Linked DNA regions of Homo sapiens: region 1 is linked to region 2. A link is a loop called in an ENCODE intact Hi-C map of the cell type or tissue named here. Cell type or tissue: CD4-positive, alpha-beta T cell. All regions are shown on one strand. Links, peaks and the distances in the headings refer to the core of each region. The heading gives the core; the rest is flanking DNA. Region 1 has its middle 20 kb from the start of FMN1. Region 2 overlaps RYR3 (ryanodine receptor 3).

Region 1 (16,404 bases), core at 3,624-11,623, 490 kb after region 2:
GTATGTTTGTTGGACACTTTTTGAGAAGTGTCTGTTCATGTCCTTTACCCACTTTTTAACGGGATTGGTTTTTGCTTTTTGATTTAAGTTTCTTACAGATTCCGGATATTAGTCTTTTGTTAGATGTATAGTTTGCAAGTATTTTCTCCCATTCTGTAGGTTGTCTGTTTACTCTGTTGATAGTTTATTTGCTGTGCAGAAGATCTTTATTGTAACTAAATCCCATTTGCCCATTTATTGTTTTTGTTGCATTTGCCTTTGAGGTCTTAGTCATAAATTCTTTGCCTAGGCCAATGTCCAGAAGAGTTTTTTTCAGATTTCTTCTAGGATTTTTATAGTTTGAGGTCTTACATTTAAGTCTTTAGTCCATTTGGGTTAATTTTTGTATATGCTCACCATATAGGTAGGGGTCCAGTTTTATTCTTCTGCATATGGCTAGTCAGTTTTCCCAGCACTATTTATTGAATAAAGTGTTCTTTCTCCACTGTTCATTTTTGTTGATTGTGAGTTTGTCAAAGATGGCTCTTATTATTTTGAGGTATGTTATTTCAATACCTAGTGTCTTGAGGCTTTTTATCATGAAGGGAAGTTGAATTTTATCAAAAGCTTTTCCTATATCTATTGAGATGATCATATGGTTTTTGTCTTAACTCTGTATATGTGGTGAATCACATTTACTGGTTTGTATATGTTGAACCAGATTTGTGTTCCAGCAATAAAGCCTGCGTGATTATGGTATATTAACTTGTTGATATGCTGCTGGATTCAGTTTGCTGTTATTATTTTGAGGATTTTTGCATCTATGTTCATCAAGGATATTGACCTGTAGTTCCATTTTACATCGTGTCTTTGCTAGATTTTGGGATCAGGATGATACTACTTTCATAGAATGAGTTAGGGAGGAATTCCTCCTCCTTGATTTTTTGGAATAATTTCAGTAAATTGGTACCAGCTTTTCTTTCTGTGTCTGATAGAATGTGGCTGTGAATCCATCTGTCCAGGGCTTTTTTTTTTTTGACTAGTAGATTTTTTTTTTATTACTGATTCAATCTCCCTCCCTTTCTCTCTCTCTCTCTCTCTCTCTCTCTCTCTCTCTCTCTCTCTCTCTCTCTCTCTTTCGTCTTTTTTTGAGACAGGGTCTTACTCTGTTACCCAGGCTGGAGAGCAGTGACACAATCTTGGCTCACTGCAGCCTCAACCTCCTGGGCTCAAGCAATCCTCCCACCTCAGTCAGCCTCCCAAGTAGCTGGGACCGCAGGTGTGCATCACCATGCCTGGCTAATTTTTGCATTTTTTGTAGAGATGGAGTTTCACATGTTGCCCAGGATGGTCTCAAACTCCTGAACTCAAGTAATCCTCCTACCTCGGACTCCCAAAGTGCTGGGATTACAGGGGTGAGCCACTGTGCCTGGACTCTGATTCAATTTTATACCTTGTTTTTGGTCTGTTCAGGATTTCAAGTTTCTTCCTGGTTCAGTGTGAGGTTATGTGTTTCCAGAAATTTACACATTTCCTCTAGATTTTCTAGTTGGTGTGCAAAGAGATGTTCATAGTAGTCTTTGAGGATCTTTTTTATTTTTTTGTCTTACTTTCATTTAGTTCTGTTATGATCTTTGTTTTTTCATTTCTTCTGCTACCTTTGGGTTTGGTTTATTCTTGTTTTTCTAGTTCTTTTAGGTGTGGCATTAGGTTGTTAATTTGGACATTTATATCTTTTTGATGTAGGGATTTAGCACCATAAACTTTCCTCTTAACACTGCTTTCACTGTATCCCAGAGAATCCCAGAGGTATGTTGTGTCTCTCTTTTCACTTACTTCAAACTTTTTTCTTTTTTTTAAATTATTATTATACATTAAGTTCTAGGGTACATGTGTACAATGTGTAGGTTTGTTACATATGTATACATGTGCTATGTTGGTGTGCTACACCCATTAACTCATCATTTACATTAGGTATATCTCCTAATGCTATCCCTACCCCCTACCCCCACCCCACAACAGGCCCTGGTGTGTGATGTTCCCCTTCCTGTGTCCACGTGTTCTCATTATTCAATTCCCACCTATGAGTGAGAGCATGCGGTGTTTGGTTTTCTGTCCTTGTGACAGTTTGCTCAGAATGGTTTCCAGCTTCATCCATGTCCCTACAAAGGACATGAACTCATCCTTTTTTATGGCTGCATAGTATTCCATGGTGTGTATGTGCCACATTTGCTTAATCCAGTCTATCATTGATGGACATTTGGGTTGGTTCCAAGTCTTTGCTATCGTGAATAGTGCCACAATAAACATATATGTGCATGTGTCTTTATAGCAGCATGATTTATAATCCTTTGGGTATATACCCAGTAATGGGATGGCTGGGTCAAATGGTATTTCTAGTTCTAGATCCTTGAGGAATCGCCACACTGTCTTCCACAATGGTTGAAGTAGTTTACGGTCCCTCCAACAGTGTAAAAGTGTTCCTATTTCTTCACATCCTCTCCAGCACCTGTTGTTTCCTGACTTTTTAATGATCGCCATTCTAACTGGCATGAGATGGTATCTCATTGTGGTTTTGATTTGCATTTCTCTGATGGCCAGTGATGATGAGCATTTTTTCATGTGTCTGTTGGCTGCATAAATGTCTTCTTTTGAGAAGTGTCTGTTCATCTCCTTTGCCCACTTTTTGATGGGGTAGTTTGATTTTTTCTTGTAAATTTGTTTAAGTTCTTTGTAGATTCTGGATATTAGCCCTTTGTCAGATGGGTAGATTGCAAAAATTTTCTCCCATTCTGTAGGTTGCCTGTTCACTCTGATGGTAGTTTCTTTTGCTGTGCAGAAGCTCTTTAGCTTAACTAGATCCCATTTGTCTATTTTGGCTTTTGTTGCCATTGCTTTTGGTGTTTTAGCCATGAAGTCCTTGCCCATGCCTATGTCCTGAATGGTATTGCCTAGGTTTTCTTCTGGGGTTTTTATGGTTTTAGGTCTGACATTTAAGTCTTTAATCCATCTTGAATTAATTTCTGTATAAAATTTCTGCCTTAATTTTTTTGTTTACCCAAAAGTTATTCAGAAGCAAGTTGTTTAGTTTCCATGTACTTGAGTGGTCTGAGAGTTCCTTTTTTTGTTTGTTTGTTTTTCAGACGGAGTTTCGCTCTTGTTGCCCAGGCTGGAGTGCAATGGCGCGATCTCAGCTCACCACAATCTCCGCCTCCCGGGTTCCAGTGATTCTCCTGTCTCAGCCTTCCAGGTAGCTGGGATTACAGGCATGCACCACCATGCCTGGCTAATGTTTGGATTTTTCATAGAGACGGATTTCTCCAGCTTGGTCAGACTGGTTTCAAACTCCCGACCTCAGGTGATCCGCCTGCCTCGGCCTCCCAAAGTGCTGGGATTACAGGTGTGAGCCACCACACCCAGCCGAGAGTTCCTCTTATTGATTTCCAATTTTATACCACTGTGGTCTGAGAAGATGCTTGACATGATTTTGGTTGTTTTTAATTTATTGAGATTTGCTTTATGACTCAGCATGTGGTCAATTTTAGAGAATGTTCCACGTGCAAATGAGAAAAATGTGCATTCTGTGGTTATTGAGTGTAGTATTCTGTAGATGTCTATTAAGTCCATTTGGTCAGGAGCCCAATTTAAGTCCAGAATTTCTTTGTTAGTTTTTTGCCTCAATGATCTGTCTACTGCTGTCAGTGGTGTGTTACAGTCCTCCACTACTATTGCATGACCGTCTATCCCCTTTCTTAGGTCTAGTAGTATTTGTTTTATAAATTTGACTGCTCTGATGTTGGGTGCAATTTTTTTTTTTTTTTTTTTGAGACAGAGTCTCGCTCTGTAGCCCAGGCTGGAGTACAGTGGGGTGATCTCAGCTAACTGCAACCTCCGCCTCCCAGGTTCAAGCAATTCTCCTGCCTCAGGCCTCCCAAGTAGATGGGACTACAGGTGCACACAATCACGCCCAACTAATTTTTGTATTTTTAGTAGAGATGAGGTTTCACCATGTTGGCCAGGCTGGTCTTGAACTCCTGACCTCAAGTGATCTACCTGCCTTGGCCTCTAAAAGTGCTGGGATTACAGGCATGAGTCACTGCACCCAGCCGGGTGCATTCATATTTAGGATAGTTAAATTTATTGTTGAATTGAACCATTTATCATTATAAGATGGCCTTCTTTGTCTGTTTTTTTTTTTTTTTTTTTTTTTGAGATGGAGTCTTGCTCTGTCACCCAGGCTGGAGTGCAGTGGCACGATCTTGGCTCACTGCAAGCTCTGCCTCTTGGGTTCATGACATTCTCCTGCCTCAGCCTCCTGAGTAGCTGGGACTACAGGCACCTGCCACCACGGCCGGCTAATATTTTTGTATTTTTAGTAGAGACGGGGTTTCACTGTGTTAGCCAGGATGGCCTCAATCTCCTGACCTCGTGATCCGCCCGCCTTGGCCTCCCAAAGTGCTGGGATTACAGGCGTGAGCCACCGTGCCTGGCCTCTTTGTCTTTTTTTACTGTTGTTTGTTTAAAGTCTAATTTATCTGATACAAGAATAGCAAAGCTGGTCTTTTTTGTTTTCCATTTGCATAACAGATTCTTTTTTTCTATCCTTTTACTTTTAGACTTTGGGTGTCAATGCATGTGAGGCAAGTATCTTGAATGCAGCAGAAGTTTGGGTCTTATTTTTTTTTTAATCCAATTTGCCATTCTATGTCTTTTAAGTGGAGCATTTAGGCTATTTATATTCAAGGTTAATATTGACATGTGATGTTTTGTTCCTGTGATAGTGTTGTTAGCTAGTTGCTTTGTAGTCTCAATTGTGTAATTGCTTTATAGAATCAGTTAACTTTGTATTTACATGTGCTTTTATGGTAGCAAATATTATTCTTTTGTTTCCGTGTTTGGAACTCCTTTAAGCATTTTTTGTAGGTCCCGTCTGCTGGTGATAAATTCCCTTAGCATTTGCTTTTCTAAGAGACTTTATATCCCCTTCATTAAATGAAGTTTAGTTTGGCAGGATCAAATCTCAAATTATTCAAAATACTTCTATTTAATACATGATCTCTTTGTTTGAAGCCCTTAAGGCTGTTCTGTTCTGTACAGTAGCCAATAACAACATGTGGCTAGACCAAAATGAGAAGTGTAGTAGGTATAAAAGCATCAGATTTCAAAGACTTATTGTGATATAAAAGAATGTTAAATATCTCGCTAGGAATTTTCTTTTTAGTTTTGTTCTCCCATTGGGTCAAACACTAATAATTTTTCATTCACTATATGCTGAAGTGTTAATATTTGAGATATGTTAGGTTAAATAATATATACAATCAAAATTAACCTTACTTGTTTTTATTTTTCTGTTTATCTTTTTAATGCAGTTTCTAAGGAATTTAGAGCTACATATGAAGCTTATATTTCTTTTCTTTTTTTTTTTGAGAGACAGAGTCTTGCTCTTTTGCCCAGGCTGGAATGCAGTGGTGTGATCTTGGCTCACTGCAACCTCCGCCTCCCGGATTCAAGCGATTCTCCTGCCTCAGCTTCCCAAGTAGCTGGGACTACAGGTGTGTGCCACTACGCCCAGCTAATTTTTGTATTTTTAGTAGAGACCAGGTTTCACTATATGTTGGCCAGGCTGGTCTTGAACTCCTGACCTCAGATGATCCGCCCACCTCGGCCTCCCAAAGTGCTGGGATTACAGGCATGAGCCACTGTGCCTGGCCGTGTAGCTTATATTTCTGTTGGACACTGCTACCTTAAATCATGTAGGTAATCCACCTATTGGGTAAAACAGTACAATTCTGGACTTACGGAACTATTTTGTGCCTTTCTTCCCAGAGATAAAAGGATGATACTCAAAAATCTACAAACTTATAAGATTTGCCATCTTAACCATTTGAAAGTGTACAATTCAGTGGCATTAAGTACTTTCACAATGTTGTGCAACAATTACCACTATCCATTTCCAGAACTTTTTCATCTTTCCAAACTGAAACTCTGCACCCTTTAAACAATAATTCTTCATTCACCTGTCCACCTCATCTCTACCCAGTCCCTGATAACCACTATTCTATTATCGGTGTCTATGAATTTGAGTATTCTAGGTACCTCACATAAGTGGATTCATACCATATGTGTCCTTTTGAGTCTGGCTTATTTCACTTGGTGTAATGTTTTCAAAGTTCATGTTGTAGTATGGATCAAACTTTTATTCTTTTTTAAGACTAAATGCTATTTCATTGTATAGTTGCCACACTTTGTTTATTCATTCATCTGTAATGAATGGAATGTGTCACTTTGTACTTACTGTGTTGCTTGTAATTGTTTTATTTTTGATGAAAGGATTTAGATTTTACCTATCTCATATTCTTTTATGGTTTGTATTGGAAGGTTTATGGCATAGGACTCTCAATAGATTCTTTTTAGTGAGTTGTGATTCTCAAAGCTATTTACAAGTTGCACCATTTTTAGAAGATCCAGGAGCACCAATTCTCTGCCATAATGTCAATTGATTTTGACAAGGTCAAAGAAACTATGTTTGCAAATGATCTGGCACCAGGTCAAGCATGCAAGACAGTCCTATTGAAATATTGAATTCTCATAATAGAATTTAAGACTAGAAATCCATTGTTATTCTGCTATAATACTTATCTAGTGCCTCCTGCCTATAGTCTTGAGGTAAATAGACATGCTATGTAATTACCTGGCTTTAGTGAGTCTGTGAGTAGCAGGCTAGGAACTGGGAAGTAAAACTCTTTCCTCAGGCAATGTCTCTCTAGTGCCCTCTATTGACAAGGTTTAACAGTCAACCAGCTGTCTTCTTGTCTCTAAAGACAAGAATTTAGATGGTTTATTAAAGATTTAAAATATACATATACATATATATAGATATAGATATAGATATAGATATAGATATATATAGCTAAGATCTTCCCACACAGTGCCACACAGTGTGCTGTGCTGTGCTGTGCTGTGCTGTGTGCTTCGAGGGATTATAAGATTTAGGAGACACTGGCTCTCCCAACCAGCACTCACCCTTTTCCACCCTGCTCTCTCCAGACCTGGAGGTTGGCTTGTATGAAGTGGATAAACAGGGCCCCCTGCTGTCAGTTGAGTTTATCCATGGTGGAGCACAAACACCAGGTAAGAGGGAGGAAGGAGAGTGAGATCAGGGCATTTCTTCTCACGGCCGCTCCCTGCAAGGTTACCACTAGCTGGTTATGTCCCTCAACCTGGGTAGCTCAACCCAGTTCTGCTCCTCTACACCTTTAACCTTTCCCTCCCTTCATCCTTATGACTTAGGTGTGTGGAGAAGAAAGAGATCCACTGGACTGGGTAGTTAGGAGATCTTGGTTGAGTTTTTCCAGGGTGCTTCTGTGGTACAAAGTGTGGGAAGCCTGGTAGAGCAGTGAGTGGACAGTGAAGAGGTGGGGAGGAGTAATCTTGGCTGTGAAAAGGGAAGAATTGAGGAAAGAGTTCCAAAGGGAGTAGTCTGGAGAAAAGGTTTCTATTTTCAGGCTAGGAGTCTTGAGAATGTTTCTATGCTGAGGAGAATTCAAGCATAAGCTGAATGAAAATGAACAGGCAGAGAGTAGATCAAAAGCATGGGGTTGAGGGGGACATTTGATTTGAACAGCTTGGGTTCTTAAGGAAGGGGGTCCTGGTGGGGAAGGGGGACATAGATACACCTTTAAGGGCTGTGTGAATGGGAGTTGATGGAGTTATTTCCTGGGAATCTCGATGCTTTCTGTGAAATACAACACTGGAGCCAAGGAGTTAGAGAAGATAGTGAAGTTTAAGCATCTGAGATGAGTGAGAGGAAGAACTGCCCAAGGACAAGCAAAAGAAAATCATAAATGGTTTAAGGGCTCAGCTGAGTCTGGATATTGTGGATTTCAGTGACCACACATAACAGGACTACTCTCAACAGTGTAGGTGTGGAGAAGTTTCACTGGGATTGGATCATCTTTGTGGGTTTTACCTGGTGTTTGCAGGGGAAGCATATGGAGTTCAGGGTGCTGATAAGAGAACTGACAATGGGACCCAGACTTAGTAATGAAGGAAAGTATCATCAGTAGAGTATTGACAACTTTGGACAAGTGGAAGATAAGGGTCTCGCGAGGGCTTTGTGAGAATTAGTTGTGATGATCAGTGTATAAATTTTGATCAGGAACTGTGGAGGCGTTCCTGCAATTGTATCCTACTTAGAAGCTAACAAGTTAGCCTGCCACAGGATACCAGCAGAAGACATGAGACTTCTGGGGCAGAAACAAAGGACTTTATTACTTGCAGCCAGGGCTTCATGTTCATTTGCACTGGTTCTCTGTCTGCTAAGTCCTAAGGAGGCAACACGAGGCCTGTGATAGATGCTTGCACACACAGTGGGTTGAGTTACAGCAGAGGGACACTAAGCTTGAGGAGTCACTATTTTATGGTAAGTACTGCGTAGTCAGGACAAAAGCCTCCTTCTTCTCCAAGAGCAGCCACTACCTCATCCCTCAAGGTTACTTACTACAGACACAACCTTGAGAAAAGGCCTGGCTTGAGAGTGGTCAGAGCTCAGCATTCATAGCAAGAACATACAGGGATGCTCAGGGCCCATGGCAGATTCTCGCATCCAGTAAGCATAGTATCTGGCAGACAGTTGGTTTCTAACACATATTTGCCATAATTAATGTCATGATGATATTCACGATTATATTGAGTCCTCGTTCAAATTCAAGGGAGATATAGGAAGAAGCCACAGATCCACAGTCAGGAGTATACATATTTTACTAGTGATCAGAGTTTAATGTTAAGCTCCAGCAAAATGAAAACTACACAGTGGTTGATTTATTTGGAGATAAAAGGCAAAGAAAATAAGAACAGGAAGTCTTTGAGTAAATTTGTTATAGAAATTTACTCCTGTTGTTACTGTGTATGTATGAAACCTTAAAATAGAACACGGGATAAGAGGTCTAAAGTGAATCAGTGTAATCATATCTCTATAAACATAATGGATAAATGTGAGGTGCAGAGAAAGAAACATAAATGTGGCTGAGAAGGTTAATCTTACATCATATACCATTCGCCTAAAAATGGAAACAGGGACAACTGGATATAGAAAACTGGAAGAAATATCCGGAATGGGTCCGAAGTCAAGGGAATGAACTACATTATCTTCCCAGACAACTAAAGTAAGATATTTTATGACTTAATTTGAAGGTAAAAATAAAAATACATGAAAACCCAACTTCCAGCTCTTTTCCTTAGATTTTCTGTCCCACACAAAGATGACAGGAATCTTATACATACTATTCTTATAAGCTTGTTTTGTCTGTACTTCTTGTCCTTTACTCTCTAATGTCAAAATCTTTGTGAGATTGAGAAGGTATTTCCAGCCAGAGAAAAGGAGTTTGGCTTATAATTGAATATTTAATGAAACCATTATTCTTTATGTGCTCTGATATTAATCTTAATTGAGAGGCTATTTTCTCAGGCTCTCTGGATGAGAACACTGCTTCTGGAGGGTCCTAGGAAATGCCCCCCCCCTTTTTTTTTTTTGAGACAGAATCTCGCTCTGTCACCCAGGCTGGAGTGCAGTGGCACAATCTCTGCTCACTGCAACTTCCACCTCCGGGGTTCAAGCAATTCTTCTGCCTCAGCCTCCTGAGTAGCTGGGATTACAGGCATGCGCTGCCATGCCTGGCTAATTTTTGCATTTTTAGTAGAGATGGGGTTTTGCTATGTTGCCCAGGCTGGTCTGGAACTCCTGACCTCAGATGATCCGCCTGCCTCTGCCTTCCAAAGTGCTGGAATTACAGGTGTGAGCCACTGCACCCGGCTGCTTTTTTTTTTTTTTTTAACACAATAAGATTATTCCCCCTATATTGCCCACCCCATCCCAAAGAAATATTCAGTGTCTAAGCCCTAGTGCAATCCGTAATTACTGACCTACAGTTCCTGGGTTTTTGGTTTTTCTTTTTCTTTCTTTCTTTCTTTTTGAGACAGAGTTTCGCTCTTGTTGCCCAGACTAGAGTGCAATGGCGCAATCTCGGCTCACAGAAACCTCCACCTCCCGGGTTCAAGCGATTCTCCTGCCTCAGTCTCTCAAGTAGCTGGGATTACAGGCATGTGCCACCACGCCCAGCTAATTTTGTATTTTTAGTAGAAATGCGGTTTCACCATGTTGGTCAGGCTGATGTCGAACTCCTGACCTCAGGTGATCTGCACACCTAGGCTTCCCGAAGTGCTGGGATTACAGGCGTGAGTGAGCCAGCATGCCTGGCCTTTTTTTCTTTCTAGCTAAATTTGAAAAATCATTAAAAATAAAAAAAAAATATTAAGTACAAAAGGAGAAAAGGATTAAGACTAGTTCTACCCAATTGAATTGAATGGTGGCACATCTGTCCTCTTAGGCTTATAATTCTGGGTAGCTGGTTTTTGCTCAAGTGATTTTATTTCAAATTAGTCAGGTGGGTCCATTTTCAGAATTTGGTTTGTGAAGGATTTGGGGCAGCTGAATTAAATTCCAACTGGATTTGCTATAGCTCAGCTGGGCCACTGATTCTTGGTGGTATTGAATCCTCAAGGCCAAGAAGAAAGTTTCACCAGGGTTATTTCCAGGCAGATCCCAGGTTCCTGAAAACCCAAAGATCAGACGCAGAAATTGTCCATGTGTGTGTATATATATATATATATATTTTTTTTTTTTTTTTGAGACGGAGTTTCACTCTTGTTGCCCAAGCTAGAGTGCAATGGTGCGATCTCGGCTCACTGCAACCTCCGCCTCCCAGGTTCAAGCAATTCTCCTGCCTCAGCCTCCCGAGTAGCTGGGATTACAGGCATGCACCACCACGCCCTGCTAATTTTGTATTTTTAGTAGAGACGGGGTTTCTCCATGTTGAGGCTGGTCTCGAACTCCTGACCTCAGGTGATCTGCCCGCCTTGGCTTCCCAAAGTGCTGGGACTACAGGCGTGAGCCACCGCACTTGGCCGTCCTTATATGTTAATATGAGGATGAAGGGAAAGGAAGGAGGGGTGATTTAGATTGTATCAATATAATATTTGCCTAGCAGTAAAAATTTAATAGTGTGACTTTCTAATCTTCCACATACACAGTATAAAAGAGATTCATTTTTAAGAAGTTTCCATGTACTATTACTTTATGTAAATTTGTTTAAGTGATGGCTTTTGAAAATTTATAAACCTCCCCAGCCATTTCGTCTAAGAACTCAATCAGATGGCAAGAAGTTTTGTTAACTAGCTTAATCTCTTTAATTTGCCAAAGATAAGCCAACTGGCTTATGGAGGGAAATTATCGAAAAAGACAAAACAAAAGAAGGCGCCTCCTCTCCATCCCTCATATTTTCCTATATATTTCATACAGTCAAGATAAAATGTCTTAAGTTTCTATCCTTGTTTTGTAGTTTAAATAATCAAGATGAATTAAGTGTAAAATGCTGCCCTAAATCAATGATATGCAAATCTCTGAAATAAAATTTGAAAGTACAGAATTCTAAGGGTGAAGACTAACTTTCTATCAATTCTTCTCCTCTCCCTCTTTCATATTCTAGACTTGTTTAAGATATGGGTATTCAAGTCACACGACCTCTGGCAAGGAGCCAATGAGTCTCTGCCCAGCATGTGAGCCAGATGGCTGAACTAGGGAAGATGATAAATTCAGATGACTTGCAGAGACATCTGGTAACCTCAGGCCCAGCTCCACTCCAGGGGTGAATCTGGCCTTTTAAAGAAAGTCCTTTGAGACATACTATTTAAGCGCTGATGGTACACAATGAATTGTATTTTTGTGAATGATAACACTAGTAATAACAGCTGGCCTGTCAATATTGTGGGAGCAAACACACTCTCCTTTCACTGTAACAGAAAACTAAACCACCTGCTGGCTTGGAGGGGGCAGTACCCTGTAACAAGTGTGGATGGAAGGAAAGATCAGATCTCTGTTAAGTGTGTCTCGTTCTTGCTCCTGTTTTCCCTTATCCACAGGGAATCATAATTCCCTGCTCAGTAGTTAACATTGTCTTCTTCCTGGTTAGGAGCATCCTTATATCTTACATGACTCTAGTATTCAGGCATTAGATGCTTCTGTGTAACTGAGAAGAAAAACAAACAACAACAACAACAAAAACAAGCTGAACATCTTGTCCTAAAGAAGACCTATTGTGAAACCCATCCAAAAATCCAATAAGTAGGAGTGATATCTGCTGGTGAGTGAATTGAGTTATCTGAGGTGAGGCTGAGCTACTAAAGCAGTAAGTACAATAAAAAAGACAGCAGCCTGGAAGGGCTTAATGTGTGTTCTGGTCTTTAAGACGCAGTATTGGCACTGCAGAAAAAAATCAGAAGAACTTTGGCCGAGTAGCCTTTTAGCACTTGTTTGGGGGCAGCTCTGGTGTGGTGGATAAAACTCTGGCCTCAGAAATAAAAGACCTTTGCTCTAGTCTAGGTTCTGTAGCCTTATCTTGAATTTTGTCTCTGAACTTTATAAAGAGTTGGTGTAAGATTAAATGGTACAATAATTTAAAGCCACTCATGATTTTGACCCCACAGGATTATCTGACAATGTCTGGAGACATTTTTGGTCTTCAGTTTGGGTGATGAAAGGTGCTCCTGACATCTAGTGCATAGAAGCCAGAAATGCTGTTACACATTCTACATGCACAGGACCGTGACCCAAAACAATGACTTATTTGGCCTCAAATGTCAATAGTGTTGAGATTTAGAAATCCCAATTTCATCTTCTTGCTTCTGCTTGACTATGAAAGGGAGTCTGATAAATTGGAATGTCTTAGTCCATTTTCTGTTGCTGTAATTAAATACCACAGGCCAGTCCTCAAAGCCAAGAGGAAAGTTTCAGCAGGTTTATCTCCAGGCACATCTGAGGTTCTTAAGAAACCAGAGAATAGTAATTTGTAAAGAATAGAGGTTTATATTGCTCACAGTTGTGAGGCTGAAAAGTCCAAGGTCAGCTGGCTGTGGCATCTGGTGAGGTCTTCTGGCTGCATCACAGTATAGCAGAGTGCATCACATGGTGAGAGGGCAACAACATGTCAGCTCATGTCCCCCTTCCTCTTTTCATCAATCCCCCAGTCCCATCATGGGGACCTGATATAGTCTGGCTCTGTTTCCCCATCTAAATCATCTCTAATTGTAATCCCCTTGTGTCAGGAGGGGACTGGTGGGAGGTGAATGAATCATGGAGGCAGACTTCCCCCTTGCTGTTCTTGTGATAGTAAGTGAGTTCTCACGAGATCTGGTTGTCTGAAAGTGTGTAGCACTTCCCCCTTCTCTCTTCCTGTCTCTCCTGCCACCATTAGAAGAAGGTGCTTCCTTCCCCTTCACCTTCCACCATGACTGTAAGTTTCCTGAGGCTTCCCAGTCATGTTTCCTGTTAAGCCTGAAGAACTGTGAGTCAACTAAACCTCTTTTCTTCATAAGTAACCCATTCTCAGGTAGTTCTTTATAGCAGTTTGTTCTTACACTGCTATACAGAACCCCACCCTGATGACCTTATATGATCCTAATTACCTCCCAAAAGTCCCAAAAGGGTGAGCTTTCTGGGTAGATAGCTGTTTGGAGGAGGAACAGGTAGATAAGGTTGGGGAGCGCAGCTTCAGGTCTTAATCTGGGTCCCTTGTGGTTCTATATGGGCCTGGTTATCAGTTTTTTCTGGCCACAGCTACCAAGTTGGTAGGTGAATAGAATGAGAGGTTATTGTTGTAAAATTTACATAAATACTTGGTACTTACGTCAAAAGACCCCTCTGAATCTCTGGGTTATAGCCATAGCGTTAGATAGTGTAATACATTGGAGTCTTATCCATTTGTTGGATTTACACAGACTCTTTCAGCTTTTTTTTTTTTTGAGACGGAGTCTCGCTCTGTCACCCAGGCTGGAGTGTGGTGGCGCGATCTCAGCTCACTGCAAACTCCACCCCCTGGGTTCATGCCATTCTCCTGCCTCAGCCTCCCGAGTAGCAGGGACTACAGGCATCCACCACCACGCCTGGCTAATTTTTTTGTATTTTTAGTAGAGACAGCGTTTCACCGTGTTGGCCAGGATGGTCTCGATCTCCTGACCTCGTGATCCGCCCGCCTCGGCCTCCCAAAGTGCTGGGATTACAGGCGTGAGCCACTGCGCCCAGCCTTTCAGCTTATTTAAGTAAAGAATTGCTACTTCTTAAAAGCTACGTTTAAATTTAAGATACAAGTTCTTGTCTTGGTTCTGCCACTAGAACTTTGAAAAAACCAATTATCTTTTTTTGGGAACTCATCATCTACATATGATTCCAGATTATGACTTTTATGCATGTACTTAGATGCAATAAAATGAGAAGCAAAGGGACGAAATTATTCAGAAGACTGCCAGTGACAGAACTGAAGAGCTTAATATGGCAAAGAAAGCAGAAATGGAGAGATCAGCAGCCCTTTATGTAGGCATATAATCTTTATATGTCTAATGCTGGGATCACAGAGAGTGTCTGTGGACTATATATGCACTGGCCTTTCATCCTCAATAAATCTCACTTTACCAGCTAGACACACTCACTCACTCACACTCACACACACAGACCATAACCAGTTCTGGTTTTAAAATGGATATATAGGTGTCTTATTATCCAGGATAACAGTGTACCTGATTGGCTATGTGTGAGTGGCATTTTAAAATTATTATTCGAATCATTTAAAATATACCACTACAGCTCCTTAATTTATGGTAATTCTTAATTATTTTTGAATCATAGAATTCTTTGAGAACCTAATAAAAAGCTATGGGTGCCAGGCATGGTGGCTCACATTTGTTATCCCAGTACTTTGGGAGGCTGAGGCAGGTGGATTGCTTGAACCCAGGAGTTCGAGACCAGCCTGGACAACATGGCAAAACCTCATCTCTACAGAAAATACAAAGATTAGCCAGGCATGGTGGCATGAGCCTGTATTCCCAGCTACTTGGGAGGCTGAGGTGGACGGATGGCTTGAGCTTAAGAGGTTGAGGCCTCAGTGAGCCATGATTGCACCACTGCACTCCAGCCTAAGGACACAGGCATAATATTCTACATTATAATTTCAGGAAATTTATAGACATTGCTGAGGGAGAACCTTAAAGGCTCCAAGTCAAAAATTGCTGGAAAATGTACTGTGGGGTGAATACTTTTATCAGGTGAGTAATCCCATAATCAATCCTCTGACATAAGTATGTTTACAGGGGTTGAAACTCAAATGTCTATGGGGTTCAGGTGGGAAATCTAAATGAGTGGCTCAGAAAGGACATAAGGCAATATAACAGGAAGTGGAGGGACTATGGAAACCTGGTGAGCTCATGCTGCTTGCAAAGGTAGCTGCTGCTTAGCTACAACTATCCATTGGCATGTCGACTCAGTATCGCCAGAATTTAGATTTTTTATAGAAAGATAAAAATCTAGGCAGTGGCTCGTGTCTGTAATTCCAGCACTTGGGGAGGCTGAGGTGGGTGGATCACCTGAGGTCAGGAGTTCAAGACCAGCTTGGCCAACATGGCGAAATCCTGTCTGTACTAAAAAATACAAAAATTAGCTGGGCATGGTGGTAGGCACCTGTGATCCTATCTACTTGGGAGGCTGAGGCAGGAGAATCGCTTGAACCTGGGAGGTGGAAGTTGCAGTGACCCAAGATCGTGCTACTGAACTCCAGCCTGGGTGACAGAGCAAGACTCTGTCTCAAAAAAAAAGAGATAAAAATCTAGATTTTATTACATTTCCTGATTTTTAGTAGACCCTGTAAGCAAATAATACATGACTGGCTACCGTTCCCCCTACAATATTTTATTATAAAAATTTTCAAATGTACAGAAAAGAAGAAAAAATATACAATGAGTACCCGTGTCCTTACTACCTACTTTCTGTAGAAAATATTTAGCTATGTTTTCTCTATCAAATATCTATCCATCCCTGTGCCCATCCATCAGTCCATCCTAATTTTTTCAATGTGAGATGTAGACATCAGAACACTTCTGAAGCAGTTCTGGCTGTCAATTTTTGTTCTCCTTTGACACCTATTTTCATTTATCTGTGCATTTGTGTGTGCATGCACGCACTCATGTATATGTTTTAAATGAAGCTGATGTTCAGATTTACACATTGTGGGGTGTGAACTGGTTAGCCAGTAACACTGCTGTGGATAGGACTGATCCCTGATGGTGTTATATAAAAATTGTCATGGGATGCCAGTGAAGTGGATAACAGTGAGAATGCCTTAAGAATTCAGTATCCAGCTGGATGCGGTGACTCACGCCTATAATCCCAGCACTTTGGGAGGCCGAGGCGGGCGGATCACGAGGTCAGGAGTTCGAGACAAGCCTGGCCAATATGGTGAAACCCCGTCTCTACTGAAAACACAAATATTAGCTGGATGTGGTGGTACGTGCCTGTAGTCCCAGCTACTCAGGAGGCTGAGGCAG
Region 2 (16,792 bases), core at 5,450-13,449:
CCCCATATATCCTGGCTGCTCCAACTCTAGCTGTGGCTCAAATGGGCCCAGCTAAAACTTGGGCTGCCACTTTGGAGAATGCAAGCCATAACTCTTGGCAGTTTCCATGTAGTGTTAAGCCTGTAGGTATGCAAAATGCAACAGTGGAGAACACTTGTCAGCTTCCACCTAGATTTCAGAGGATGTATGGAAAAGCCTGGGTCCCCAGGCAGAATCCTGCTGCAGGTGTGGAGCCTCACAGAATACCTCTACTAGGGCAGTACAGACGGGAAATGTGGGGTTGGAGGCTCCATGCAGAGTCCCTCCTGGGGTACTGCCTAGTGGAGCTGTGGGGAGCCACCCTCCAGACCCCAGGATGGTAGAGCCACTGGCATGCCTATAGTCCCAGCTGCTCGGAAGGCTGAGAAGGGAGGATTGCTTGAGGCTGGGAGGTCGAGGGTGCAGTCAGCTAAGATTGCACCACTGCACTCCAGCCTGGGTGACAGAGCAAGACCCTGTCTCAAAAAAAAAAAAAAAAAAAAAAGTGTATGGCACCTCCAGCCTCTCTACTCTCTCTCTCTTCCTCCTGCTTTCGCCATGTGACATGCCTAGTCCATTTTTGCCTTCTGCCATGATCGGAAGCTCCCTGAGGCTTCACCAGAAGTTTAGTAGATACCAGCACCATGCTTCCTATAAAGCCTGCAGTACTGTGAACCAATTAAACCTCTCTTCTTAATAAATTATCAAGTCTCAGGTATTTCTTTATAGCAATGCAAGAATGGTCTAATACAGTCCTGTGAATTCCACCTCAGTAATTTCTTTCAAATGTATCTCTTCTAGTCCATTTTACCAACACCATAATAATTTAGAAACTCATTATTCTAACCTGAGTACAGAACCCATGAGTGGGTATCAACCCATCAGTCTCTCTTCTGTTAAAAAGTTTTACAGCTCTCTACACGCTGAATCAATACTAAACTTTTCAACTTGGCATTTAGGTTTTCCCCATTATAACCACCTACCTTTTAAACCGCATGTCTTACCAGTGCCATCCATGCATCTACCCTCCAGACTAAGGTATCTTAGTCTGTTTTGTGCTGCTATAACAGAATATCAAAGACTAGGTAATTTATACAATATAGAGGTTTATTTGGCTCATGATTCTGGAGGCTGAGAAGTCCAAGATCAAGGAGGTGCATCTGTTAAGGGCCTTCTCACTGCATCATAACATGGCAGAAGGCATCACATGGCAAGAGAGTGTGCACAAGAAAGCAAGATGTTGAACTCGTGGCCTCCAGCCATTTTATAATGGGCATTAACCCATTCATGAGGTGTTGGGTCCTCATGACCTAACACCTCCAATTAGGCCCCATCTCCCAACTCTCGGGATTAAGTTTCTAAAACATGCTTTTTAGGGGACACATTTAAACAATAGCACTAGGTTTCCTGAGCACAGCATGCTTTAGCCTTTCAGCTACTGTACATGCTGCTTCTCAACTGAATCTATGTATTTGGAAACTTGACCTTTCAAAGCTTATCTCTAACATCACCTCCTCCATTAGGCCTTTTCTGATCTCCTCAATAAGATATAAGTTTCCCCTCTTGAACCCCTTCAGTGCTCTCTCCCTGCCTTACTCCACTTACTTTTATTGTAGTGATCTCTGTCCATGTCTGCTCCCCTTAAAAGACTGAAAATTCTTTGAAAGGAGAAGCTGACATCCTTTGCCAAAACTAGACACGGCTACTGTTAGATATGAGCTCTAAATTTCTTTTCAAAGAATTAATATGTCATTATGTTCAATTCTTTGCCTTCTACTTTCAAACCTAACTTCCTCCTAAAGCAAACTTTTTCGATTACCTGCTCCACCCTGACTCATTCTGATCACCTGCTCCACCCTGACTTATTCTGATTACCTGCTACCTGCTCTGTCCTGACTCCCGCCGAAGCACTCACCCCGTCATTCTATTTAAATCGGCCAATGGGAATTAGTTTAGCCTGTGCGGTCTAACCCTAGCCAATAGGGGAACGACACAGCAGCAGGGGCCACGTGCATCAGGAATAAGAACCCCCTCCCCTCCTTTGTCCAAGTGTGTGCTCACCATTGCTCCATCTGTAAGGGCACACCCTTCTAAAGAAGTACCTTGCCTTGCTGAGAATTAAAAAGAAAATTTTATATTCAAGTGCTATTTCTTTTGTGGCACCGAAACTTTATATATATAACACTATTATAGAGACAAACATTAAACTGAAATCCACAAATATTTCTATTGATGGGCCAGTTTGCCAGAGTTTGTTGCATTATAGAATTGTAGTGCAGAAAATATATTGAAAAGATATAAAATAACCTGAAAACAAAAGGGGTGGACCAAACCTTTTGGTCTAGAGTTTAGTTCAATATTGTTGTACCTAACCCACAAAAGCAAGTGTTAGAATTTAGCAATCCGGGTAGAAGAAGAGCCAGTCGATTCCTTTACCTTCACGATCCAGGTAGATGGTCTCATAAAATGACTCAAAAAGCTCTTGATCTTGACTGTGAAGGTGACCAAGATGAATAAATTGGTTCTGCCTTGATCAGATTTGTCTGCAAACAATCTATTTACATAATTTGGCGAGCTGTATAAATTCTTAATATCCATTTCATACACCCACAAATTTGCTTTACTCCTACAGTAACTCCGTGTTAATTCTGGACATGTGATAATTTGGATACAAAGTGAACCAGGCTATTAGAGGATACTCTAAAACTGCCCTCAAGAGAAGAAAATGGAGGTTAGCAAAGCTGGTGATAAACAAGAAGGATGCAGTGATGAATACGCAGAGAGAAGCAGAGAGAGTTGATTAGGAAGTTGGCTGGGTGGGTTCCAGGGATAACAAGCAACCACCTCAAGGCCTGCAATCTAACCAGGACAAGGAGAAAAGAAACCATTTAAATATTAAGACTATAGTATAGTACAGTGAAGAAAAGTAAGCAGGTGAAATGGGAGGGTAGAGAGACAACAAGAAAAGCACACGGGAATATAATGATCACATTATATCAACATATTTTGAGACAAATTCTTAGAACAACTGGCATGATTGTGTGTTAGCTGCAATCTCTCTTTGAGATCACCTAACCTGCTTAGTGCAATTTGTTAGCCTGGAACCCCAAACTGAGAGAACAGAGAGGGACTATAACTATAATGTCAATACAAATGAATTAGTATTATAACAAAAATTCTTAGGAGGCAAGGCTCATTTTCAAGAAAGTACCCCACTTATTTACATAATATTCAGCATATTATTCCAGAGCAACTAAAGAATTCTGGTTGTGTTGGAATTCACTATAAATGGGAGGTAGATTGTATTATGACAAATAATATTTAGGGTTGTTATAGCAATTTTTTTCTCCTGGGAGTTTACTTATCTTTTACAGCTACTCAGTTATACTTGATTTTATTCATTCATCCATCCATCCATCCAACAGTCCAGGGATCTAGATGTACATGTGCATTTAGCTCTGTGAAACAGGTGAGGTATTAATGATGATATTCATAAGGCCCCCTTTTACAGTGCAGAGAGATGACCTCTCTGCGGTGAGTTTCTTGCTGGACCTGGGACTAATGCTCAGTGCTCTGTTCACTGGACTCTACTCTTTATCCTTGTCTGGCCTGATTCTGAGATTTCTCTTGCCAGCCACCAAACACCTGTGATTCTCCCTAAGATTTCTCTTGCCAGCCACCAACCCCCTATTTTCAGATAAGAAGCAATGGAAAGGATATCCTTTTCCTTGTAGGTATCCACGATCATGCTATTCTGGGTATAAGAGGTATGGAAAAATGTGGGACTCACTGTTCACGAAGACAGCAAACCTCAGGAAGGACAGGTAGCGTTCCCCTTCAATGGGGTTCCAGCCGACATCAGGGTATCCTTTGGCCAGAAGCATGGGGCAGCTCTGTAGGCCACAGCCTGCCAAGTAGGTCACCACCTGCCAGAAACAGTACAAAAGTGTTCTTTCGCACGCATTAGGATGGCTATTAAAAAACACACCTCAAAAAATAACAAGTGTTGGTTGAGGATGTAGAGAAGTTGGAACTCTTGTGCATTGCTGGTGAGAATGTAAAATGGTACAGCCACTGTGGAAAACAGTACTACAGATCCTCAGAAAATTAAAAACAGAATTGCTATATGATCCAGCAATTTCACTTCTGGGTATATACCCCCAAATAATTGAAAGCTAAAATGTGGAAGCAACCCACGTGGCCACTGATGGATGAATGAATGAATAAGCAAAACGTGATATATACGTACAATGGGATATTCAGCCTTAAACAGGAACAGAATCTTGATACATGCTACAACGTGAAGAACATTGAGGACATTCGCTAAGTGAAATAAGCCAGTCACAAAAAGACAAATACCGTATCGTTCCATTCATAGGAGGTAATTTGAGTAGTAAAACCCATAAAGACAGAAAGTAGAATGGTGGTTGCCAGGGACTTGGGGGAGGGGAGGGAAGAATGGAAAGTTATTGTTAAGTGGGTCTAGAATTTCAGTTTTACAAGATGAAAAGAGTTATGGAGATAGATGGTGGTGACAGTTCAACAACATTACAAAAGTATTGAATACTACACATACAGTTAAAAATGATCAAGATAGTAAATTATATATTTTGTGTATTTTAACACAATAAAATTTAAAAATAAATCTTACACGTATGTAAGAAACAAACAAAGAAAGAACTGCTCAAGTTTTTATTTTTTTTTTTATAAGATAGCTGTGAGGCCTGTGAAATTCTAAGAACTGAAAGGCTTCCATTTCCCTGGAGGCTAGAAAGAGCCTCCAATTCATTTTTTGTTTCCAAGTGATTAACAAGATTGATTATCATTGTTATGTAGGAACACACCATGTACTGTCAGTTCCTGGTTTTTCCAGTTCTGGCAAGAGGGAGCTGTCATTTAAAAATAAGCCTAGCTAGCGTACATCTGGGGAGACAACAGTGCAGGAAAAGAAGGGCCCACTGGGGGCGGGCCATGTTCACTTGGCCATGGTATTGCAAGGCTACAATATTCAGTCACTGACTGACCCAGAGTGGGCCCTTGAGTAATCAGGGGTGTCTACTCTCGTTCTGCATCCACAACAGCTGTCCAAAGTCAAAAGCCAAGATGTTGAGGTTGGGATGGCCAGAAAAAGAGATCCCCATCCATTAAGGACTGGGACTGGTGGTGGTCTCTTTGCTTCCAGGTTACCAGACACTTATCACGAGATCTCTGTGCTAGGATCTTACAGAAGATTTTAGATTCTGTTCTACTTTTCAGCAGCTTTCAGGCAAAAAGCCTGGCAAATATACCTTTGATTAAAACGCAGTTGCTATTCTAATTTCACCTTTGATATCTTATGTATACACAGAGAAGAGGAGAATCCACAGTGCTCCAAAATCCTCAAAGTCAGAGATGGTGTTTTTTAAGATTTTTTTTAACCTCCAGGGCCTAGCACATAGTAGCTGTTCAATAAATGTTTGTTCAATGAATCACTTACTTGCTGATGTCAAATATTCTATTTTGCAAGTATAATAAAAATAAGGCCAAACTCAGCAAGAATCTATCACCACACTTTTTCCTTCTTAAACCAGTAAAGATAATATTCTGCTTAGAGTTCAGATTTGATTTTGTCTTTAAAATGTCAGGGAAGCATCAATAAGGGCCAGAATTGGGCAGAGTTTTCAAGATTGCAGGTGCAGACATTTCACAGGCTGCTATAATTGCCCATATGAGAGAGAGAGAGAGAGAGAGAGAGAGAGAGAGAAAGAGTGTGTGTGCATGTGTGTGTGCATATGCGTGTGTGTATGTGTTGGGGTAGGGCTACTGTTCAATCCTAAATGATCTAATTTCTGGCGTGATCAATAGAAGGAAGAAACTCCAGCATACCAGTCCTTTGCTGTTCTTTCCTGTGAACCAAACTTGGGTAATTTCCTGACATTGGGCTGAATAAAGTCTATAGCAGTGTGCTAAGCCACCCCAACTACTTGAAAACGGTGTGGCAAACCTCATCCCCTTTACAGATTTCCCAAAGCGCCCATTTCTTCCCTCTCCAGCTTGCTGGCCTGCGTTAATCACATCTGACTTCTTCCAATGGAGGCTCCATGTCTTTGCTGAGCAACACTGTTTCAAAAGATGAACTGAGGCTGAGAATAGGATATGGAGTTCAAAACCTTGTGGCATTGCCTTGTCCAAAAAGACCCATTCAGCTGCTTTTCACACAAGCATCGGTTATCGTCATACCACCTAAAACACTGAGCTATTTATTGTCATCTAAATGTACGAATAACAGAGTTTGGCTGAGGTCTCTCCCTCTAGATGCAGAGACCATGAATAGACACAGCATTTATGGAAGCTCTCACGACAGGTGGCATGGTGCTTGAGTCTTGTGTGTATGCAGGAGGTGGCTGGTACCCTTCACAACACAGGCCTACAGAGCCTGGAGGAGCAACTTCTAACATTTCCCTCTGGTCTGGTCATTTTCACTTACTCCGTTTGCAGCTGGGATTGCTTATTAAAGTTAACCGTAAGTTATATTGACTGGGACTTCTTTCAGCAGATTTTTTTCTTTCTTTTTTTTTTTTTTTGAGACGGAGTCTCGCTCTGTCACCCAGGCTCCCAGGCTGGAGTGCAGTGGCATGATCTCGGCTCACTGCAACCTCTGCCTCCCGGGATCAAACAATTCTCCTGCCTCAGCCTCCTGAGTAGCTGGGACTATAGGCACCAACCACCATGCCTGGCTAACTTTTGTATTTCTTTTTAGTAGAGATGGGGTTTTGCTATGTTGGCCAGACTGGTCTTGAACTCCTGACCTCAAATGATTCACCTGCCTCGGCCTCCTGAAGTGCTGGGATTACAGGCGTGAGCCACCATGACTGCCCTCTTTTAACAGAATGTTAAAAAGCAAGGTTCTTCTATTATGGTATTATTATGGTATTGGGTTGTTTGATAAACATCATATTTGATAAGGCCAGTAAATAGATTCTTTCCTTGATTCCTGCTTTTAACTTAATGATTTATAAGGGACCCAATGAAGTCCATTGGAAATACTGATTGAATCTGACAAAATAAAAAAAAATGCTTTCACTTAAATTTGTCGCCTCAAAATATTATTGTAAAAATGTCTGATATTTCAAAATACTTTAAAGAACAAAATAAAATGACCAACTCAAAGACAAACCCCTCTGTCATGGGCTAAATTGTCTCCCGCAAATTTCATGTGGAAGCCCTAACCCTCAATATCCCAGAATGTTTCTGTATTTGGATATAGGGGCTGTAAAGAGGTGATTAAGTTAAACTGAGTTGTTGGGGTCATGTCCTTCAAGAGGAGGAAATCTGGACACACAGAGAGATAGCAAGGATACGTGCACACAAAGAAAAGACTACGTGAGGACACAGCAAAACAGTGGCCATCTGCAAGCCAGGAGGTGAAGCCTCAGAAGAAACCAAACCTGCGCACACCTCGATCTTGGACTTCCAGCTTCCAGAACTGTGAGAAAATAAATTTCCGATGTTTATGTCACCCAACCTGTGGTACTTTGTTATGGCAGCCCCAGCAAAGTAATATCCTCTCTGACTACAAGGAAAGTTCCTCCCATTAGAAATATGCTGCACAAACACGGGCGTTTTGTCTGTCTGGTTCATGATAGGCCCTCAGTAATTATCAGTTGAATGCATTTGAAATAGAATTTACTAACTGAAAAATGTCAACGAATTATTGGTGGGTAATTATCATCTCATCTTAATAGATCAGACATGGTTTTGCAGCTTGGCCAATGATTCTCTGCCAAGGCCTGAAACAGCAGAATCTTCGTGAGTGGTAAATCTGTGTTCTGTGTGGCTGCCTCAGCTAGAGGAAGGCCATCTGCTGCCACAATCGTTTAATCAAGACAACCCCTCTCTCTCTTTCCTCACCCTGTCTTCTTTGAGCCACCCCACGTTCACTATGCGACACGAAGAAAAAAATGTGTATTTATTTCTCAATTTTCCCTCTCAGCTTCTCAGATACTAGATTTGCTGGGTTTTCTCATCCTTTTGGCTGCTCCTCTTCCTGTTTTTTGTTGGTGCCTTTTCCTCAGCGACTCCCTTAAATATGCTGGTGGTCCTCAGGGCTCTGGCCTGGCTATGCTTCTTTTCTTGCTCCAGACCAGCCCTTGGAGTCACCTCATGTACCCCCAGCGCTTCAACCACCCTCTGTGTGCTCTATCTGCAGCTCAGAGAGCTCTCCTGAGATATACTGCCAGGTCGTCAATTCCCTACTTGACAATGCCATTTGGGAGCCCTGGGGCCCCTTAAACTTGACAGACCCCAAACTCATCGCCGGCCTCCTCAGATCTGCTCTACCTCCTGCACTCCTTGGAGGAAAACATGGGCTGAACTGATATCTAATTAATGGCTGCAACTTGTCCTGTGATAGATCGGTCCCCTGGCTTCAAACGCTTCTCACACCCACTGCATCAATATTAATTGAAGCCAGCACAGTCTTGGGCTTTGATTACTACCAAAACTCTCCTCCTTGCCTCAAGACTTGTTTCTGTTCAGTTCTTCTTACTGAAACTGGGGTGTTTTCTAAAATATGAATTGTATCGTGTTGCCCCTTTGCCTAATACTCTCCAGTGGTTTCCACCACTCTTGGCTCTACGGTGACCTCCTGTAATAAAATGGGTAGGAGCACTGCCTCCACAGCCCAGCGCTCTCGATGCCTGGCTGTGCCACTGACTAACCGCATGACACTGAGGATGCCACCCAATCTCTTTATGCCTCCACTTCCTTGCCCGTAACTGGCAGGCAACAATGAAAGGGCTTGGTCTGAGGGTCACGTGAGTTCATTTGTGGGAAGCATTCAGAATAAAGCCTGGCACAGTGTATGAGCATGAATTTCTTTTAGTAATAGAAATGGTAGCATAAGTTCAATTCCTCACTGCTTCTGCTGCATTCTCACCACATCCCCCAGGTACTCTGTGCTTCAGTCATACCCAGTCTCCTATTCCCCAGCACGCCATACTCTCCTCTCGGACATGCAAACATCCCTGGCATGCTTCCCCAACAATGCGGCTGATCAGCTTCTACTCATCCCTCAAGTCATGACTGTTTCTGAGTGACCTTCCCAATCCCCTAGTCAGGCTCAGGTGCCCTTTTCCGTGTGCTCCCAAACCCCCTACATAATGATGACCTTTGATTTGTCTTTGACTTGCCCACGTCCCTCCTCTCCACCCCCCTCCCCCTCCAGGTTGCTCTGCTCCACTCAGAAGGTCACACTGTGAATCCTGTCAGCCCTCCGGTCAAGGACATCATTTAAAGAAAGGGATGGGGAAAAGACGTAGTGAGGCCGCCTCAACCAGCTCCACCACCAGGAGCTTCATCCACACTCCCAGCAGAGGGCAGCTCAGTTTGTCTCAGTTACACATGGAAAGGACACTGATTATACAGTATTCTGCCATGTCTCTTCCTTCCATAGGTAGATTTATAAATCTGTAAATTACGCAGAACTTTATTAGGAACCACCGGCATCTGGTAATGTTCCATGTAGACCAACGAGGCTGGGCTTCCACACACGAAGAACACAAATGTCCACATGTCTCTGAAGTTGGCTACCTGTGTTCACAGGAGATCCCTTGGTCATAATCGTTGTGCTGCTACCGGTTACTCACATTCTTTCACACTTTCCCTACAAGCCCACCAAGATGACGATACAGTGACAGAGACTCCATCCGTGGTCTGCTTATCCTTAGCTTAGCTGCACTACAGGCCGAAGAGAACACCACACTGCCACCCCAAGGGCCGGTTACCTTCTCGAGGTCTGGTTCCTCTAAGCTCAGCGCTAACTCATTGTTGTCCATCACAGAGGAAGCTGCCACATCCAGCGGGGTGGATCCCCTCATCGACGGGGAGGCTGAGGGAGGAGGGGAGAATTAGCAAGAAAAGGACAGAGGAAGACACTCAGTGCTGAGCTGAGACTGCAGTGCACGTAAGCGGACAGGAGAGGGCAGCAAACACACTGAAACCTGGCTTACATGACCGTTCTCCAATGGGACAGTCCGCTTGCATTAAGAACAGCTCTATTAGCTATCCTTCCTCCCCACATTCATTGCCGTGAATACGAATTAATACAAAATCGGTTCACACTACCAACCGGGACCATGTATTTCCAAGTGCTTTTCTAACACAAAACTTCTTGAGGCCCCCATATCAGATGCCACTCGACCAACTAAGCCCAGTGGAACCTGTATATTTCTGGGGCTACCACCTAGAGTTTAAAAATAGCATCAAACAGCATTAGCTCATATAGTTTCACCAGGTCACCAATGTTGTTTTTGACTTGTTTGTTTGGTTCTCAGGCTAGAATTAAGAAAAACTTCAGGTGGCATTTTACAAAAAGGTTAGTAGCCTGAGGTTGCATTTGAGAAATAAAAACCCGTGAAACTTCAGTTTTCAAGTGCAAGTATTTGTGTATTACACACATTCATTTCGTTTATACCCAGAACAGTGAGTAAGGCATATGCAGTGACTTGCTTTTCTAGTGGTAGTGGTGGATTTACACTGTTTATCCACGATTGCTCTTGGCCAGTCTGCCTCCCCGCTAAGGAAAGCACTTGCTGGGAGGTTGATGGACAGGTATGCAGCCTGCAGCCAGCCTGCCAAGACGAGATCCGATCCATGACCTTGGTCTCATCAGCACTGCTCCCTGGTCAGTTGAGTGGGCTGGGAAGAGCTGTGCCCCCAGACTATACCTGCAATCCCAGGGGCATTTTGTAAACCATGGGCCACTGGTCCCAAGAGAGATGAGGTAAAACTGTACGACTATGCCAACACTAAACTGTCACCAATCTTGGCTGGTAGCAACATCTCTACTTCTGTTGGAGAACGTTCTTGTGGCATCGTTACTTCAATTGTTTTAAATCAGGCAGAGTCTCTTCTAGTATTTACAAATATCACAGCGTGCATGTGGCTCCTTTCCCTGTATTTTCCTAAGTGGTCAAAAGGGGGAGTGTAACCTTCGAGTTTGGATGTGGAAGTTACAAGAAGACTTACGCACCTAGGCCAACACTGCTATTCTCCAGAAGATAACTCAGATGCTCAAACATGGCCTTCTGATTTTGCCGGCTAATTCGACAGAAATAGCAAAGGAAACGGCAGCAGCTAGCAACCATCTTTGGAAATGCAATCTGTAGGGAGAAGTAGAAAGTGTCAGACAAAAGAATCTATCATGAGGCCTTTCTGAAAACTCTGACCTCAGAGTCTTAAGTGGGTAAAGTGTGAACACTTGGAAAAATGAACTTTCTCCTTCCATTTTTTTTCTCAAGACTTATTCATAGGAGTTATAGTTCCTGAAATATCTTTCCTCCAAGAGAAATAGATGTCAAACAAGAATCCCAATCATCCTCGGAAGTCATGTGAAATTGCATGACCTTCTACCAGGCTATTGTTTCCAAGTAGGAAGGGAGTGGACAGAATTCAGAGACAGAGAGAGATGAGAGAGAGAGAGAGGAGAGAGAGTGAGTGAGATGAGAGAGAGAGGAGAGACAGAGAGGAGAGAAAGTGAGGAGAGAAAGTGAGGAAAGAGTGAGGAGAGAAAGAGGAGAGAGTGAGGAGGGGGGAGAGAGAGAAAGGGGGGGAGAGAGAGAGAGAGAGACAGACAGACAGACAGACAGACACAGGTGATCGTAGACACATAAGGCCCACCAGTATATCAAAGCCCAAGTGCCCTGGGTCAAGGCTGGCCTCTACAGTTACGCAAGTCTGAAAGGCATCGCTCTCTGAGTCTTCCCTGACTACTTTTGTCATTGATAATTGCTCTTCTATGGGATTCCATAGCACTTGTAATTTGATTCATGCAGTCTAGCATGAAGATGCCATCTTACATTACTGTTGATTGTACTTGGCTTTTCTACTTAACAAAGTAACCAGCATCTCTAGGTTGGGCCAAATCTTAGTTTTGATCCTACAGTGCTCAATAAATGGTGCCAGTGTTAACCTTGCTCGGGATCCTAAGACAACCTTGATTTCCTCCTTTAATATCACAGAGGATGCTCTAAGCAATAAGGTTCAGAAACTTGTAGTCTATCTGCTCGCTGAGGCATCCAGACATGTGCTCAGGGATCTTCTGGAGAGATTTCACTTTCCCAAGAGATCAGAAGGAAGCCCATGAGGAACGTGACCCTGGCTTCTGTTCCTTCTACACACCCACCCCCTCCCCAGTAGCACTGATGAAACTGCACCAGAAATCATCCCTTCCTAGGACCCTGGCACTCTGGAATTTCCAACATTTGAAGCCATACCCGATCTACTGCCTGTGGAAGCAGTTTAACCGTGAGGAGGTCCCCAGCCCAGCTGGGATAAATGTCCAGTTGTGTCCTATCCCCACAACTCTCCCCTTAGCAACAGGAGCTCCCCCTGATGCGGGCTCCTTATGAGGGAGCTGGCAAGGAAACCTGGCTTCTTCAGGAGTTCGGTTGACAGAGGAAACATCAACACTTCTGGGGAAACACTGCCAGGATCACTATTGAGATCTTGTTCTCCTTTAGAACAGCCTTCTCCTGACTCAGCACAAAACACACCAGGCTCCTAAGTGGAAGTGAGTGATTCCATCTTGGAAAGAGCAGGGCTGCCGAATACGGGAAGTAAACTTAGCAACTGAATAGCCCAGTGGGATTAATGAAGAAAGTCTCCAAGCTTCAAGAGCTCTTACACAATGGGATTCCGTCCAGCAGCATTATCCCATCGCTTGGCTCCTTCTTGGCACTGTGCCTATCCCTTCCTCTCCCTGGAAGAGAAACTGAGGCAAGGGACACCAGCCACGTGGCTCTGAACAAGTCACCTCGTGCTCCTGCCTCAAGGGACAAGTTCTGGCTAGGTTCTCCTTTTAGCATTACCTGAGATTTCTCTGTACCCAACACGTTCACCATCACCTCCATCACCGTCTCGTGCATGCCCAGGACTCTCATGAGGTTGGGATGCTGGTAAAACACCTTGTTGTTCATTATGTCTCTAGGATAAGGATCAGAGAGAGTCTTCAGCACCTGCTTATTTATATGCTATGAAAATTCAGGGATGAGAACACACAAACACACGAGAGGGCAAAATAATATGAAAGTAACAGGCTGAAAAGATAATAAGAAAGCACTAGTTCAGCTGGAATATATGTGGAGGGCCATTTTAGCTGACTGAAATATTCTGTGCTCCTCTATTTCTAAGTACTTGCTTTTTCTCTTTGAAACATTTCTTTCTGATGACCTATTAAACATCCCTTGTTTTATTTTTTCTTGTAATAATTTTAGATATCAATGAAGCTTTTGGACAATAGTCTTTAAAAACTCACGACATTAAGATGTAAGAACAATTACATCTTTAAGTCATCCAATATAAATTCACAGAGTAAAGCTGCATGCAAATCAAAATACAGAAACAGCCTGGTAATTTGCTGTGTACTCCCTTGCTGGGTGGTTACTTTCTGGCTGCCCATTCCCCTTCTCTTGAGGGTTGCAGGAAACACCACCTCCAATTGCCAGTTTTTACTTCTGCTATGTCTACTACGAAGGCTGGGGAGAGAATAATTATCTAACTGTATTGTCTTCCCATAAAAGTCGCTTCATTTATGTAAGATTTCTCTTTGGAAATGAGTTTGACGAATGAGTGCATTTCCCTCCAAGGATCCTGAAGGTCCCTTTCCTGCACCTTGGTGATGCTCCTTTGGTATGCTGGCTCAAGGGTGGTAGGATGAAAAGTTAGGTAGGAGGTTGTCTGTAGGTCTAGTTCTTGATTCTAATAAAGTAAAACTGTAGGCTGGTTAGTGAATCTTTTTGGGCCTTGGTGTTCTCATCTGCAAAACAGAAGTGCTACCCTACGTGATTATAGGAAACCCTTTTGATGTCTAAAATGCTATGAATTTTTTTTGACTACATGGCTTCTAAGGGAGAGCCATGAGCTACTGTTAAGGGGAAAGTTATCTCAATGAACTAACAAAAACGACTCTAGGTTAGTCCTGAGAAAAGGGAGAGATCAGGTGGCAATTTTTCAGAGGGAAGTTTCGGAAGATTTCGAGTCAAAAGCTCAGGTGCTCAGATCATTTCTGTCTTGGGTTGAACACACCGTCCCTTCCTCCAGATGTTTTCATGGGCTCCCTGGGGCTATTTTCAAAAGATTAAAATCAAGTAACTGCTTTTCCCCAAGACTCCTCCATACTTTTAGCAATGCCTTTCACTGTGAGTAGTTGGGTCTCTCAGGTTGCAAAGGATATGACTCCATGAGGAGTGAAATTGGAATCAGTTCACACAAAGATTTAATATGATTTGATTCCACTATATCTCTATATCAAGGTAAGTCAGTTTTCCCACTTAAAGCTCCTAGAGAGAACAGCACGTAACCGTGAATCACCTACCCCAGCCCATTGATCATGAGCAACTCCTCTTCCTTGCCCATCCTGACACTGAGGAGGGAGCGGATTTGGCCCAGGGCAGCCAGCAGGTTGATGGTGTCGCTTACAGAGGTGTGGCTGATGGTGTAGGTCTTCCGCAGCGCCTGCAGCAGCTCCCCAATGCTGTCATACTGCCTCCGGAGGAGGTTGAACATCATTCGGACCAGCTCTGAATCCTGGATCTGGTCCTCCTGGGCCCAGCAGATCATCGTCTGTGAGATGAGTTCCTTCAATGTTGCTGGAAGGACAACAGGAGGGAGCAGGACTGTGGCTGTCATGGCTCAGGGAGAGCTGGGTGTTTCAGCCACTTCATGCAAATAGAAGACACATCATTGGTTGAGGTTACAAAATTCTTATTATAGGCAATGTGCAGTGGCTCATGCCTATAATCCTAGCAATTTGGGAGGCTGAGGCTGAAGGATTTCTTGAGCCTAGCAGTTTGAGACCAGCCTGGGCCACAAAGCGAGACCCTGTTGCTACCAAAAAAAAAAAAAAAAAAAAAAAAAAAGCTGGGTGTGGTTGCACACGCCTGTAGTCAGCTGCTTGGGAGGCTGAGGTGGGAGGACTGCTTGAGCCTTGGAGGTTGAGGGTGCGGTAAGCCACCACTGCATCACTGCACTGCAGCCTGGGCAACAGAGTGAGACTCTGTCTCAAAAAAAAAAATTTTTTTTTTGTATTTTAAGGGTGGGTTATGACATGCACAGAAGTAGAATATATCATCAAAAGACAAATAAACCGGCTATATAACAATAAAAGAATATCCCAATTATGAGTTGAGGGTGCTAACTATTCTATTTTGATTAAACAATACTTGCATCCACACTGGGCTGAGAGAACAGATCTAAAGGCTTTACAACGGGACATCTGAGCATCATCCTAAAGTCTGAACAGCCTTTTTTTGCACTGGATCTTTGGCAAGAGTCAGCTGACACTGCATCTTGGACTCCTCTCATAAGCATCAAGAGAAAAAAACCACAGTGACTTTGAATTCAGAATTTATTGGGGCTCATACTGGTTTTACGGAAATTTTACTGTCTATACAAGTAAAGGAAAGATCACTGAACTGGGACTCAAAACAGCTGTGGAACCTTCAGAGGTTATACTAAAAAGCCCCTGAAAATTGCTGATTGGCATTGGCATAGGAGGTAAAGGAGGAAGGGGACCTGTTGGAATGGCCGGGAAGGCACTGCTTACCCCTTCCCTTACCATCCACACTTCCAGAAGATGACAGAGGTGAGACATGCTGCTCTTAAATCACAAATGCATCCTACCCTGGCACTGCATATCACAGTCCTACAAGGTATGGATGGCAGGAAGATCCTTAATTCAGGCCAGGCAGTGCCAAGGGGACAATGAAGGTCACTCAGTCAATCAGTGAAAGAAAGGGGAGTAAACAGATCAGTGCTTCTGGTAGCCCGTGGCATCTCTAATAGTTGAGGTTTCTACTCCACATCACTATAGATGGCAGATGTCTGCTCTATATACAGTCTTGGCTCATCGTAAGGATATAAAAATAGAACTCAGTTACCAAGCTTTAAAAGAGACCTAGATGTAATGGATTAATTTAACTTACTGCTGTGTCTATCAACCCTGTCGGTGTGTTAGATTCAGATGGGACACATAAACTGAGAACCTTAAAAAAGGACACCCAAGTCAGAGAGAAGCACAGTTAAAGGATGTTCTCAAGAGACCTCACTAGGCAGGGACTGCAGACTAATACCTGTTAGGTTAGATAATATCTGTATCCTCTAGGGGCAAAGTCATTTAAGGGCTATGCTGGGCTCCTTGTCAGAAACCTGTTTCCTCAGAGTCCAAATATAAAAGTTCCTGCATCTCCTGGTTAATTCACATGTATATATTTTGGAGGAGAAACCCTAATTTTATTGTCTGTCATATTATTCAAAAAAATCTAGGCCAGGCGCAGTGGCTCACGCCTGTAATCCCAGCACTTTGGGAGGCCGAGGTGGGTGGATCACGAGGTCAGGAGAAGGAGACTATCCTGGCTAACACGGTGAAACCCCGTCTCTACTAAAAATACAAAAAATTAACCGGGCGTGATGGAGGGCGCCTGTAGTCCCAGCTACTCGGGAGGCTGAGGCAGGAGAATGGCGTGAACCCGGGAGGCGGAGCTTGCAGTGAGCTGAGATTGCACCACTGCACTCCAGCTGGGCGACAGACCAAGACTCCGTCTTGAAAAAAAAAAAACAAAAACTAGTAATAATAGATTTGTACAGAAAAAAGCAAATGAATAGTAAATGAGAGCACAAAAGAAATAATTTAAATTTGCTATTTTTTTTCCATGATATTAGGATGATAGTGCCTGGCTTCATGGTAGGATTTGTTCGCTGGCCAAAGCCTGCCAGAAAACTAGGGCTTTCAGTGTCT

What was found. Peaks named below come from ENCODE experiments on the same cell type or tissue, not always from the same donor. Only the 100,000 strongest peaks of a DNase experiment are listed, where the experiment ranks them.
Region 1: a loop joins it to region 2, with 9 times the contacts of the local background. A loop is called at or near these places in 5 of 110 quality-filtered maps.

Annotation. Positions count from the first base shown.
Region 1 is chr15:33,206,801-33,223,204 of GRCh38, reverse strand. No RefSeq gene overlaps it. Among named protein-coding and RNA genes, the nearest start is that of FMN1, 20 kb to the right of the region's middle. In CD4-positive, alpha-beta T cell, for the core only: a CTCF peak has its summit at 6,734 (motif pointing left); a DNase peak (open chromatin) is centred at 6,734.
Region 2 is chr15:33,694,071-33,710,862 of GRCh38, reverse strand. RYR3 (ryanodine receptor 3) reads right to left here. Exons shown (of 104, transcript NM_001036.6): 39 at 14,372-14,645; 40 at 12,867-12,981; 41 at 11,030-11,159; 42 at 9,783-9,886; 43 at 3,809-3,944. It also overlaps the pseudogene C1QBPP3. Among named protein-coding and RNA genes, the nearest start is that of CHRM5, 270 kb to the left of the region's middle. In CD4-positive, alpha-beta T cell, for the core only: CTCF peaks have their summits at 9,748 and 9,974 (motif pointing right); a DNase peak (open chromatin) is centred at 9,972.